Linked DNA regions of Homo sapiens: region 1 is linked to region 2. A link is an interaction called in ENCODE POLR2A ChIA-PET data of the cell type or tissue named here. Cell type or tissue: A673. All regions are shown on one strand. Links, peaks and the distances in the headings refer to the core of each region. The heading gives the core; the rest is flanking DNA.

The links. Peaks named below come from ENCODE experiments on the same cell type or tissue, not always from the same donor. Only the 100,000 strongest peaks of a DNase experiment are listed, where the experiment ranks them.
Region 1: POLR2A ChIA-PET joins it to region 2 with 5 read pairs; 1 of 35 experiments calls an interaction of 5 or more read pairs at or near these places.

The regions. Positions count from the first base shown.
Region 1 is chr7:130,271,687-130,275,686 of GRCh38, forward strand. CPA2 (carboxypeptidase A2) reads left to right here. Exons shown (of 11, transcript NM_001869.3): 5 at 1,390-1,491; 6 at 3,463-3,561. Among named protein-coding and RNA genes, the nearest start is that of CPA2, 6.8 kb to the left of the region's middle. RefSeq lists enhancers at 642-1,294, 1,295-1,946. In A673, for the core only: no CTCF peak of the experiment used is centred there; DNase peaks (open chromatin) are centred at 1,725 and 3,815; H3K27ac peaks cover 3,373 bases.
Region 2 is chr7:131,030,381-131,040,351 of GRCh38, forward strand. The region is part of intron 3 of LINC-PINT (long intergenic non-protein coding RNA, p53 induced transcript); the gene reads right to left. Among named protein-coding and RNA genes, the nearest start is that of LINC-PINT, 75 kb to the right of the region's middle. RefSeq lists an enhancer at 1,158-1,447. In A673, for the core only: no CTCF peak of the experiment used is centred there; DNase peaks (open chromatin) are centred at 4,031, 4,361, 4,871 and 5,191; H3K27ac peaks cover 3,811 bases.

The sequences.
Region 1 (4,000 bases), core at 1-4,000, 760 kb before region 2:
TGGTCCTTTTGTTACTTGGGCGTGGAAAGTTGGAGTTTTCTTTTTGATTTAGTTCTAGGGAGTCAGCCTGAATTGGCCTTGGGTTCCCTGCCTCCAGACCCTATTCTTCTGCCTCACAGGGATGTGCTCTCTAAGACCTCATGGCAGCAAAGCCTCATGAAGTCTCTGCTGTCTTTCTTGGGCTTTGTTGTTTCTGTGGAGACTATCCCCTTCCTGCATCTGCTACTCCATGCTGCTGTGGGGATCCTGGGCAGTGCTGCATTTACTTCTGTGGCACAGAGCTCTTCTCCAGGCCCACGGGAATCTATCTGCACTGACTTAAGAGTCGAGGGATGGAAAGGGGCCGGAGGGGATGGAGGTTGTAGGGCCAAGGGGTGGCATGGGGAGTACGAAAGAGCCAGAGAAGAGGTATCTGGTAGGCACCAAGTCTCCAAGTTGGCAGTTTTTAAATGCAAAAAGCTTTAAACATTTTTTTCTCCTAATTTATGTGATGGAAAAACCTGATTTAACCTAAACTCATTTGGGAGCAAAATCTGACCTGAATTGCCTCACTGCTCATTTGTTTCACTGCCAGAAATAATATTAATGTGCTTGAATACGGAGCAATGTCCCGTGTGTAATAATATATACTTCCTATTACCCTTCTAAAATTCTCCCCTGAAAAAAATATCTTATTTGAAATATATATGGCCTCAAGGGTTTCAGATAGGGGACTGTGGACCAGCACAGAGAATAAGAAAGAAAAGGAAGTGAAGCAAACAAGATGCCCTCCCGCTCTCCCAGACAAACTGATGTCTGTCTCCTACAGAGTGCAAATACTGGCAACAGCTGGAGGGACTGACTTCCTCCCGCTAGCTCTCCAGACGCGCCCGGACACGTCTCAATCCCAGCAATGGACACAGCTTGGGTTCTCCAGATGCACAAAATTTCAATCGCCTTGAAAATAGGAGCTGGAGTAGCCGGTGGCCTTAGTGCGTCTGCAGCAGAAACCCCATTGTCCCTGGGCCTGATTTAGCCGGGAGACATTTTGTAGCGATCGCCTCTACATCCATTTTGGGGTTGAGGGGGCACTACCATTTGTGTTCCTCTGCTAACAAGGGCGAGAAACCCCACCTCAGGGCTGGGGTCGCCAAAAGCCACAAGTACCTCAGGGAAGTGTGCCATTTTGCTTTGCACAAAACTGCAAAGAGCCGGCTGGGCTGCAGCCCCTGCAGACACCGTCGGACTCAGCAGCACTCAGCTGGATCCAAACCCTCCGACCCTACAGCTCGGGCCGCGCTGCCCCCTCCGCTGTGTCCCAAGGGAATGGGGAAAATCACCAGGGGATCAGATCTCATGCAACAGATGGTTCACTCGCAAATGTCTATTTATTCACTTGAAACATTTCAGATTTCCCAAGAAATGGATAACCTCGTGGCTGAGCACCCTGGTCTAGTGAGCAAAGTGAATATTGGCTCTTCTTTTGAGAACCGGCCTATGAACGTGCTCAAGGTACACGGTGCAGGGACGGTTCTTCCTCTCGATGTTTCTAGAATCTCCCTCCTCCCAGGCTAGCCGGCAGTCCCAGCTTGTGCTACAGAGAGGCTCCTTTTTATTACTTTTTTTTTCTTTTCCTCCTAACCGGTCCTTGCTGGTTTTGAGTATCCACTCCCCCACCCCCGCCCCCTTCTTTTTCTTTCTCTCTGTTCCTGAGCAAGCTGACGCAGGTCTGCAGGAGTGAATTAATGCTCACGTCCTGAGAGATGAGCTCCTGGGGAACCGGGGCAAATGCGCCAATAGGAGCCGAGGAAGGGGGAGGTGCGGGCCGGGGGAGGTTGGGGGCTGGGGGCTGTAATTCAAGCTGGGAGTTCTCTGCCTCCCCTCCCCTTCTCTTTTTTTTCTTTCCTCTTTAAACACACACACACACACACACATACACGCGCACACACACACGCACACCAGTTAAAAAAGAAAAAGCACTAATTGCCTAAGCTGCATTTTTTTCTTTTTCTTTTTTTTTTTTTTTTTTGTTTTTTAAAGAAGAGTTCTGGTCGTATGCAGAAGGATGATGGACAACTAAACCCTAAACCGCAAAGACAAACGCCCTGAACGAAGATCTTTTGAAAAAGGATATAGATGAAAAAAGGTTAGGGTTTTACGCCATCTCGTAACCTCTGAAGTCTTTGTGCACATAATTTCAAGCTTTGCACTTTGTCCTCAAAAACAGTGAAAATTATTTCCCCAGATTTCCTAGAAAGAGTTTTTTAAGAGAAAAAAAAACCAAAAAGAGGTAATGTCACAACTCCTCGCTAAATTTGGAAACGTTATGGCTGGGAACCAACTGACTAACTGGGACAGATGGATTTCTCCAGAGCGTTTTTCCCAAAGCAGGCCTGAGAGGAGTGATTTGCCTACTTTATACCACTAGGATACATTTGCTAATGTTTACCTCCCTTCTTTCTTTTTATTTCGTCTACCCGCACCCCCCCTCCCCGCGCCGAGTTGGATCAGAAAACCCCAGATTCTCTTCCACCTTGGTCTTCCCTGGCCTTCCCTTTTCCTGCGTGGTTCGGCGGTGGAGGATGTTGTGTTTTTGAAAGTTCCCTGCTTTTTACATTTGAGCTCTTTGGAGGAAAAGGCACAAAACACTTTTAACTAAAACTCCTAGAACCCATGAACTGTAATTTTTAGCAAGGATTTGCATTTCTCATTTACCTTATCTGCTGTGTTTAGAATGCTGCACAGAGATAGAAGTTGATGGTGCAAAAATAATCTTTTCCTCTCCATTTACTGATCCAATTGGCAAAGCCACTGTTTCAAATAAAACTAAGTCACTTAGATCATAAAATTTAAACTCTGGAAAGTACCTCCGGAGGCTTGCTATCCTGTTTTTATGAAGGTCTCAAAAGGTTATCACAAGCATTTTTATAACAAAACACTATTATTGCATACATTTGGAAAATAGAGAAAAGAAAAAAGAAAAAAAAATCCTCATAATTCTAATTCCACAACTATAGGATAATAGCTATTAACAATCTGTTGTATATTTTTCTACTTTTTTCTCTCTTTTCTTTTTCCTTTTCTCTCTTCCTCCTTCTCCTTTTCCTTTTTTCTCATATGTATGTGTATGTATAAATGAACTAGTTTCTTTAAAAATAAAAATGAAATCTTGTAATCCATTTTTTTCCAATTTTCAGCATATGAAGATATTTTCATGTCATCATCTACAACGATTTTTTACAAACATCAGAGGAGAATTGTCTATGCCCCTCAGTCTGTGTTTACACTTGCATTCGAAGAAGGGGACAAAAGAAAATTCTCCTTAAATGAGAGTTAGTCGACAGCATCACTGTCTGTATTTCCTTCTCTGTCAATCACATCAAGAATAGAGAGAGGGACAGAGAAGGATGGTCTAGGGTAGAAAGGAGGCAACCAGGTGCCACGGCAGTGGAGCCGTTCACATTGCCACACTTGCTTTTGCAGTTCAGCACCGGAGGAGACAAGCCAGCTATCTGGCTGGATGCTGGGATCCATGCTCGAGAGTGGGTTACACAAGCTACGGCACTTTGGACAGCAAATAAGGTCATTTTGCCTAATATTCCTTGCTTATTTTGCCTTTCTGGGGTCAGGCCCACCAAAATCCATGACAGTCCCAGTGGTCCTGATGGCTGGCGCTCTCAGACAAAACCCTTCTCTTGTCACACGGGCTGGCAGTCAACCCATCCAGACTTTTTTGGTATTGCCCCATCCAGCACCCCAGGCTCCTCCCCTTGGGCAGGCCACTGTGCGCTGTGTTAAAAGGCACAGCGATGTGATGATTGCTGTTGAGTGAGAGAGAGGGGAAAAAAAAAAAGACTCAGTAAGCTAAAGAGATTGAACGGGTGGCCAGGGAGGACCCTTGGGAGCCAGATTTCAGCAAAAGAACCGACTAGAGAAAAATCACTTTGCTGCCTGGAACCCTGAGGGCTGAGGTGTGATATGCTAGAAATTTATAAAATCATGAAAGGGGGTCACCTGGAAA
Region 2 (9,971 bases), core at 2,442-6,441:
TGCAATTTCCCCCTGGCCTTTCAGATCTCTGGGAATACTCTCAATAAGAACAAACTTTCCCTGAGGACTGGACCTGGTGCTGGAGGACAAAGGGAATGCCCAGGGACTTAGTAGTTTTCTTCTCATTTAAGACAACTTCCATCTGGTACATCTGCAAGGGTGCTTCAGAGTGGAAGGACTGATGGCAGGTTCCTGTCTACCACTGAGGCTTTTCCCATGTTCTTAGAGGGATAGAGGAGGGTGATGGAACACACTGAAATGGGAACCCCCTGTCCCCACAGAAACCATGATATTCTCCTACACTAACACTAGAAAGTCCCAGAACAACATAGGTGGTCCCCACAGATGTTCTTTAACTAACTTCCTTTTTTTTTTTTTTTTTTTTTTGAGACTGAGTTTTGCTCTTGTTGCCCAGGCTGGAGTGCAGTGGCGCAATCTCAGCTCACCGCAACCTCCGCCTCCCGGGTTCAAGAGATTCTCCTGCCTCAGCCTCCCAAGTAGCTGGGATTACAGGCACGTGCCACCACACCTGGCTAATTTTTTTTTGTATTTTTAGTAGAGATGGGGTTTCTCCATGTTGGTCAGGCTGGTCTCGAACTCCTGACCTCTCAAGTGATCCGCCCACCTCGGCCTCCCAAAGTGCTGGGATTATAGGCGTGAGCCACCACGCCTGGCATAACTAACTTTCCTATAGTGTGCTAATTACAAGATGATCTACCTTATAATTTGATTTATCACAGTTCTTTATCTCAGTATATTTTTCCAAAAGGGACTCAACATTTATCATCTTTTTGAAGGTCATTTCAAAGCCTTAGAAACTGGCCTCAACAGTAACTGCAGGAAGCATACTTGTCAGATCTGAGCAATAAAAATACACCCTGACTGCTGAGCCTGGAGCACGGGAGAGCCTACAGCTAACCAGGGAAGACATGGTGAGTTCAGTAAAAGGCAGGTAAGGAGGAGCCTTGTGTCCAAAGCTCTGTAAAATTTTCTTTACTTGCTGCATAAAAAATAAAAAGACTCAGAATATATCCAAAGATCTTATATTTAATAGGCCTTTAACCTGAGAACAAATCAATTAATTTTTAGATTTCATTTTATCATGCTCATTCTTATACATCCATACTTAGAAAAAAGAATGAGTAATATTAAAACAAAGTAGCGGCACACTCAACAGACCTCACACCACTGAGATATGAGACGAATGCAATCATATCCTACATTCTACACATATCTGAAAACTTTAAAAGAAACTTACAGAACGTGTGGGAATCCCCCGCATGAAATTAAGAATTGTTTGACTGACTAAAAGTAGAATTGAAGGGCCGAAGAAAGGATTTCCCCTGTGGTTGATTAAGAACATTATTCTTGTTTTGAGTCGTCATACCAAGTGACCATGAAGTGAGAAGACTTGTTAAAATGCATTTTTTGAACTTTTTCCCTTGGTGCTAGATCCCAAGACTGGCTTAAAGACAAAATACTGTAACATACTCAAACTTTTTAAAATAAGTTAACAGTAACACCAAGAAGAGGGAACACGAAGTTCTACTGTTCTTCTTAAATAAGTTGACAGTAACCCCATGAAGAGGAAACACGAAGTTCTAATGTTCTGAAAAGACACTTTAATCAGTCCACCTTAATGGAATGCCTGCAACTGAGGATGAAATAAAATGTCTGCAAATGTGGGTTTGAAAATTGGTCATATAAATCATCACAAAATGTATCACAAGGTTTTTTGAAACAGTAAGTTTCCTAAAACATGTGACATGATGATTCAATGAACAAATACAACATTTATATACATCTCTTCAAGAACATTCCTATTATATCTAAAACAGTAACATATTCTTCTTTAATCCATATTTTAGCAAATGGATTTGAAGTGAAAATGTAAAGAAAGTTATCTGAGTGGAAAGGAAAATCAGACAAAAATGATCAAATTCATTAAGAATTTCACCCTCACAAACATGAAAACAACAAGCTATCTGAAATCTGAACTCCTGAGGTTCAACTACTCTACAAGCAGAAGTGTGTGGAAGATCAAACTACTCATGATGTTAGGGGCCGGGCGTGGTGGTTCACACCTGTAATCCCAGCACTTTGGGAGGCCAAGGAGGATGGATCACAAGGTCAGGATTTTGAGACCAGTCTGGCCAATATGCTGAAACCCCATCTCTACTAAAAATACAAAAATTAGCCAGGCATGGTGGCACGTGCCTGTAGTCCCAGCTACTCAGGGGGCTGAGGCAGGAGAATTGCTTGAACCCAGGAGGCAGAGGTTGCAGTGAGCCGAAATCATGCCATTGCATTCCAGCCTGGGTGACAGAGCGAGACACCATCTCAAAAAAACAACCAACCAACCAACTATTCATGATGTCAGAGAGCATTCAAAGTCATAAATGTTTAATTTATACATAAAAACATCAGATTTATCAGAATAAACATATTTTGGTATTTATTAGGTAAGCTGCAGTGTGGATAAAACATTCATATACTAAACTTTATTCCCTGGCAGTAGAAGAAAAAGGAGGCATTCTTATGCCAGAAGAAGGAAGTACAATCTGTGTAGGCGAATGAGCAGAACGGAGTAGCTGATGCAGTAGAAGGATGATGTATTTTACAGAGCATGAAGATTTTAAAAGTAAAACCAGGCAGGGTGCGGTAGCTAACGCCTGTATTCCCAGCACTCTGGGAAGCTGAGGCGGGCAGATCACTTGAGGTCAGCAGTTTGAGACCAGCCTGGCCAACATGGTGCAACCCCATCTCTACTAAAATTACAAAAATTAGCCAGGCGTGGTGGCACACACTTGTAATCCCAGCTACTTGGGAGGCTGAGGCAGGAGAATGGCTTGAACCCGGGAGGCGGAGGTTGCAGTGGGCTGAGATCATGCCACTGCACTCCAGCCTGGGTGACAGAGAGACTCTATCTCAAAAAAAAAAAAAAACAACAATAAACCAAATGTATGAGGAGTGGAAGAAAGATTCAACATAGCTACTAACTACTTCCAATACTTCTTAAGTTTAGAATAAATTTTTATTCATTCTTAAGGCTCTAAACACAAACTCTATATTCAGCGTCAAAAAATATTAGGTATGGCTTCAAATATAACTGGGTACCAACAGATAAGACAAGTAACAAAACTTTTAACTTGGGACTATGCAGTGCTTGGTGACTTGCTTCCACAGAGCAGAGTATTGGAAAGGGGAAACAAATTTCCATGGTCAAGGTGAGCATCAGCAGTGGTAAGTCACGTTGATGGCGTTCTCTTTTCACACGGATGTGATAAGGATATCCCTTCACCTCTGTGATTGTCCTCCCAAAAACCCACATCCCAGTCTAATAATCAGAAAAACATGAAAAAAATCCAAACTAAGGCACATTCTGCAAAATACCTGCCCAGTATTCCTCAAAACTGACGAGGCTATCAAAAACAAACATCTCAGAAACGATCATAGACTGGAGGACTTTAAGGAGACATGGTGGCTAAATGTGCTGTGATATCCTGAGTGCAGAACGGAAAAAGGACATTCGGAAAAACGGGTGAGCTCTGAATAAAATGTGGATTTTAGTTAACAGTAAAGTACCAATGTTTCTTCCTTAATTGTGACAAATGTAACATAATAATGTAAGAGTCAGCAACAGGAATCACTGAGTGAGGGGCATATGGAAACTCTGTACTATCTTTGAACTTGTCTTCAAATGTATAATTATTCCAAAATAAAGAGTTTATTTAAATTTTTAAAAACTAGGCCAACAGCACTGAGGTGTGGTCCTTCAGGTGTGCACCTCAGCCTTGGCTGCAGCCACAGGGGCAAGCACAGGCGTGGGTCCTGGTCACCCCGCTTGCTGACCAACAGACACACTGGCCAATTTGGGAACCTGTCTCCGATGCCAGCAGACCACAGATGGCATGCATGCGACAAGAACAAACATCTCTGAAGTGCCTAACACCCCCATCTGAAGTGAAAAATAGGCAATTTTATGCAAGAAAAAAAAGACAAGGCCTAAACAGGTTGGCTGGGAGCCATCAGTGCTCTGTGAAAACACATGACAAACCAGCCTTCAGACTTCACTTGGCAAATACCACTGCCAGCATCCAGGCAGGTGTGAAACAGTTATACAGACTTCTCTTGCATACCCAGCAGGCTCTGTGTCCTGTTTCCTCGCCACAAAAAAAAGGTAAGTCAGAGAAGTGGGGATATAGAATTCCTTTAAATATCTGCGGGAGAAAGTAGCTCACACACAAAAAAGATTTCTTCAACCAAGCAGCAGTTAGTATCTATTTTCAGGAATCTGTCCAGCCAGGGAACACGTGGCACCATGAGAGTCCTGTTTCATAAGGGGGAGGCAGCAAGGCCTGTGCAGTGCTGTTCAATATAGAAAAACATTTTATCCTTACAGAATAAACACGTGGCAGGATTGCGTTTGCTGCAGTGGATTTCTTTAATTACATTGAATTTTAATCCAAAAAGAGATCTGGGGGATTTATCTGCTCTAACCAAAAAGTTCCAGAATTTATGAACTAGATGAATATGTAGCACTCATTAGGCCAGAAAATTAAAATATAAATGCCTTTAAGGTTTTTTTGTTTTTTGTTTTTTTGTTTTTTTAAGAAAATTAACACAGTGTAGGCCAGGCATGGTGGCTCAAGCCTGTAATCCCAAACACTTTGGGAGGCGGAGGCAGGTGGATCACTTGAGGTCAGAAGTTCAAGACCAGCCTGGCCAACATGGTAAAACCCCATCTCTACTAAAAATAAAAAATTAGCCAGGCGTGGTACTGGGTGCCTGTAATCCTAGCTACTGGGTAGGCAGGAGAATGGCTTGGACCCGGGAGGCAGAGGTTGTGGTGAGCCAAGATCAGGCTGCTGCACTCCAGTGTGGGTGACAGAGCAAGACTCCATCTCGAAGGAAAAGAAGGAAAAGAAGGAAGGAAGGAAGGAAGGAAGGAAGGAAGGAAGCAAGGAAGGAAGGAAGGAAAAGAAGAAGAAGAAGAAAAAGGAAAAGAAGGAAAAGAAAGAAAAGAAGGAAGGAAGGAAGGAAGGAAGGAAGGAAGGAAGGAAGGAAGGAAGGAAGGAAAATAAATTAATACAGTATCAGTCAAAATTATCATAGTTTTACAAGAAAGTTGACCAAATTATTTTCATTTATCCGAGAGAAAAGTGATGCAGAAGTAGCCCAGAAAAATTCCGAAAAAACAATAACAATAATGATGTTCAACCACATACAAACATTTATTATACAGCTCTGATAATTAAAACAGCATGGCAGTAGAACTAGAATAGACAGACGTGTCCACGGAAAATAAGAAAACATCTGAAAACAAAATAAATACTCAAATTCATTTATTCAAACATTTATTGAGTGCCTGCTATGTACGGGCACTGTGGATGGTTACTTGATGGCAAAACCAAAAAGTCAACGTCAGACCAAAGGATGAAGTATTCAATAACTGGCTATCTGTGTGGGGAAAAAGATATTTTTCTCACATTTTACACTCAAATACATCTCAAATACTTAATTATATACAACTCCTAGCACTACTAGAATAAAACAGGTGAATATTTACATATAATTTCATGATGGGAAATATGTGAGTTCGAAACAATCATTGTGAAATATGTTAATTTAAATGTTAACAGGGTGTAAACTACTGACTAGCTAAATAATGGATGGTCATGTAGTCATTAAATTGTTGATGAAGAAATATCTTTTTTTTTTTTTTTTTTTTTTTTTTTTTTTTTTTTTTTTTGAGACGGAGTCTCGCTCTGTCGCCCAGGCTGGAGTGCAGTGGCGGGATCTCGGCTCACTGCAAGTTCCGCCTCCCGGGTTCACGCCATTCTCCTGCCTCAGCCTCCCAAGTAGCTGGGACTACAGGCGCCCGCCACTACGCCCGGCTAATTTTTTTTTTTGTATTTTTAGTAGAGACGGGGTTTCACCGTTTTAGCCGGGATGGTCTCGATCTCCTGACCTCGTGATCCGCCCGCCTCGGCCTCCCAAAGTGCTGGGATTACAGGCGTGAGCCACCGCGCCCGGCCAAGAAATATCTTTATTAACATTTAAAAAGTTATAAAAATGATGTATACAGTAAAAAGACCTAAATATAGATATTAAAGAAGACATACACAGGAAATATCTATCCCATAAGAATATCATTACTCTTCAAACTAATCTATATAGTTAATGCATGACCTCAATCAAAGGAGGGTTTTTCATGGAGCAGAACTCTAAAATGTATATGGAAAAGCAAAACACAAAGAGTAGCGATGATTTTAAAGAAGAACAAGAAGAGGAGACAAACTACCAGACACTAAGACACAATAAAGAAATAAAGACCTATTTTAAAAGCATGATGGTGGCTCATGCCTGTAATCCCAGCATTTTGGGAGGCCAGTGCGGGCAGATCACTTGGGGTCAGGAGTTCGAGACCAGCCTGGTCAACATGGTGAAACCCCATCTCTACTAAAAATACAAAAAAATCAGCCAGACGTGGTGCACACTTCTGTAATCCAAGCTACTCAGGAGGCTGAGGCCTAAGAATCGCTTGAACCTGGGAGGTGGAGGTTGCAGTGAGATGAGATTGTGCCACTGCACTCCAGCCTATGTGACAGCGTGAGAATTCATCTCAGAAAAAAAAAAAAAAAAAAAAAAAAAAAAGCAAGAAAATGGGGCAAGAAAAAAGAAATACACCAGTGGAACTAAATAGCCGCCCCCCCCCCCGCCCCTACAAAAAGACATAGATCTACATAGACAGAAGTTTGTAGGACAGAATGGCACTGTGCATTGGTGGAGAAGGGTTGCAAAGGCAATTAAATGGTGCTAAGACAACAGGTCATCCATGAGAAAAACAAAATTAGGCAACTATACCTCATGCTATACACAAAACTATTTTAGAGGGACAGCAGGTGAAATTGTGAAAAGCAAAACTTTAAAACTTTTAATCGTAAACAGAGGATATTTTATATGACCTCAGCCTAAGGGAGAATTTCTAAAATAATATACCCAGAAACAATGCCCAAAGGAAGGATGACATTAAAAGAAAACTCTTATTCAACAAATGGCATTATTTAAAAAGTTAACAATCAAGCCCCGAACCAGAAGATATTTTTACTCATATAGACCACAAAGAATTGATATGCAGAATATATAAAGACTGCCTACAAATCACTAAAAGAAATCAACAGAAAAATCACATGATTAGAAAATGTCCTTCACAGAAGAAACCCAAATAGCTAAATAAACACATAAATTCTCAATCTTCCTAGTTATCAACCAAATTCTAATAAAACTACAATGAGATATTACTCACTAGTTATCAACCAAACTCTAATAAAACTATAATGAGATACTATTTCACACCCATCAAATTGGTAGAATTAGGACTTGACAATACCAAGTGTTTATGAGGACACGGGGTGAGATACAACCACTCCAGAGAGCAATTTCATTCTAGTTATTAAGTTTGAAATTGTGCATACCCTAAGACCTGGTAATTTTTTGGTTGTATACCCCAGATGAACTCTGGTGTGTGCACTAAGGAGAAATATAAATGAATTCATATAGCAACATTTTTTAATAGTGAAAAATTGTAAAAACTTAAAAGTCTCTCAATAGGAAAATATATTTTAAAATTGTGACATATTTTGAAGAACTGAATACCATAAAACAATTAAAATAAATGAACTAGAGCTACAGATATTAATATAAGTAAACTCCAAAAACATAATATACAGCAAAAAGGGCAGGCTCAGACAATGTACACAATATAGACTGTAGTGAATACTGAGGTGGCTGCTCAGGTCTCTCTTTAGGACTGAAGAGCTTATCCCCCAGTTTCTAGGGGTGTTGCAAGTTAACAGCCCTCAGTTGAAAGAGTCACCTCACCAAGGTCTCATCCCTTCTTCAGGGGTAGCCTTCTTCCCATAACTGGTCAATGTGAAGCTACCAAGGCCTGGCCCCTCACCCCAACGTGGTACCATCCTCAAGGGCTACCCCACCTTCAGCATCCCCTTTGGGATCAGCTGAGGCCTATCTTGTGATCGGACACCACAGCCCAATTTCTCCCTTGGCCCAATTGTGCTTCCTCCTATTCCACAAGTGTGAATCCTAAAATCTCCTTAACAAACTTCCTACATGTTAATCTTCTTTTCTTTTCTTTTCTTTTTGGATACGGAGTTTTGCTTTGTCACCCAGCCTGGAGTGCAGTGGCTTGATCTCGGCTCACTGCATCCTCCACCTCCCAGGTTCAAGTGATTCTTCTGCCTCAGCCTCCTGAGTAGCTGGGATTACAGGTGCACACCACCACACCTGGCTAATTTTTTGTATTTCAGTAGAGATGAGGTTCCACTATGTTGGCCATGCTGGTCTGAAACTCCTGACCTCAAGTGATCTGCCCGCCTCGGCCTCCCACAGTGCTGATTACAGGCATGAGGCACTGGTGGCCCCCAGCCTTAATCTTCTGAGTTCCATTTCCCTTGGAACCTGACTTGCAACAGATACAATGTATATCGTGTTTTAAAACATGTACCATAATACAATTTATGTTGTGAAACAGTATTATTTATGTTTGGGAATGCGTGTGTATTTTGTAAAACTGTAAAAGCATGCACCAGAATGACGAACACCAAATTCAAGAGAGAAGTTACTTCTGGAAGGTAGAAAGGAGGACAGGCTTGTGGAAGCACACACATAATGTTTTAATAACTACATTACATTTTCATTCTTATACTGGATACTGTATACATATATACTGGTTAGAGTATTCCTTATGCTTTCTTTGTATATCCGAAATTCCATGACTTTTTAAAGTAACCTAAAAGGAACAGCTTGCCACTGTATCAACCATTCTTCACTTTTTTTCTGCTGCAATAAACAAATGGATGACATTCATGTGGCCAACAGAGAATAATGGGTGTTCCCACATTTTGAAACAAGAACAAATTTCCTGTTGGAAATAAAAAAAAAAATAGGGCTACAGAGCTCTTTTTGCTTTTTTTTTTAAAGTGGCAATCTTGAGAAGTATTTACAAGTTTGTAATTCTATACCATGCACTAGCAATGATCACTTTAAACAGGCTACTACACAGATAATATAAAACTATGCATAATTTCTACAGTAATTCCACTTCCCTTTCTTCTGCTCAAGAAATTACTGGATTTCAAGTGACCGAAATTATAGTGATAACTTTGACTTTGTCAAGTTTCACACATCGTGGGGCCAAGATTTGAGCCAGGGCAGTCTGACTCTGAATTTGAACAGTGTTTAATTGCCAGGAACAAACCACAGGGAAAACTTCTAAACAGAAGAATACAGAGCAAAAGGAAATGCCTAGGATTGTTCTTTCTAAATTCTCAACATTTCCCAATACAAAAAGTATTATGGTATAATTACAGTTCTATAAAACAATGTGCTCTATGTATAATAAAAATACCAGCAAAATAAAGAGATTACCTGAAAATTGTAAATCGAAGGACACATTCACATAACTGAGATACAACTGGATTTTTCCCTAAATTTGTTAGATAATTCCACAATTGCCAATTTCGCTCTGTTTGTTGAGATCTGATCTTGGTTTCAAATTTTAAAATTTCACTGTATAATAAAATGAGTTCCATGTCCCTAGGGTTGGGCCACGGAAACAATGTTCTTCTCTGTTCCCACCCAATGTGAGCTATGTATGACAGCAACACATCACATAAAAGGATCTAGAAGCTCAAAATAAAAGGGGAAAAAAAAGTATGTGGGAGGGGAGCAGGATGAAAAGATTAAAATATTTTCTAACTCACTAATTTGAAGCAAACAGGTTTTGTACATATCCAAGGCACTGAGCACAAACAATCCAATTTCAACTGATGTTAATTATTCAGGACTACTACTAAGAAACTAAATTTTAAGTTCTATATTTGTTTAATATAAAAAATTTATAATACAGTTACAAAGGAGGAGAAAAACAAAACAAATATATCAACATG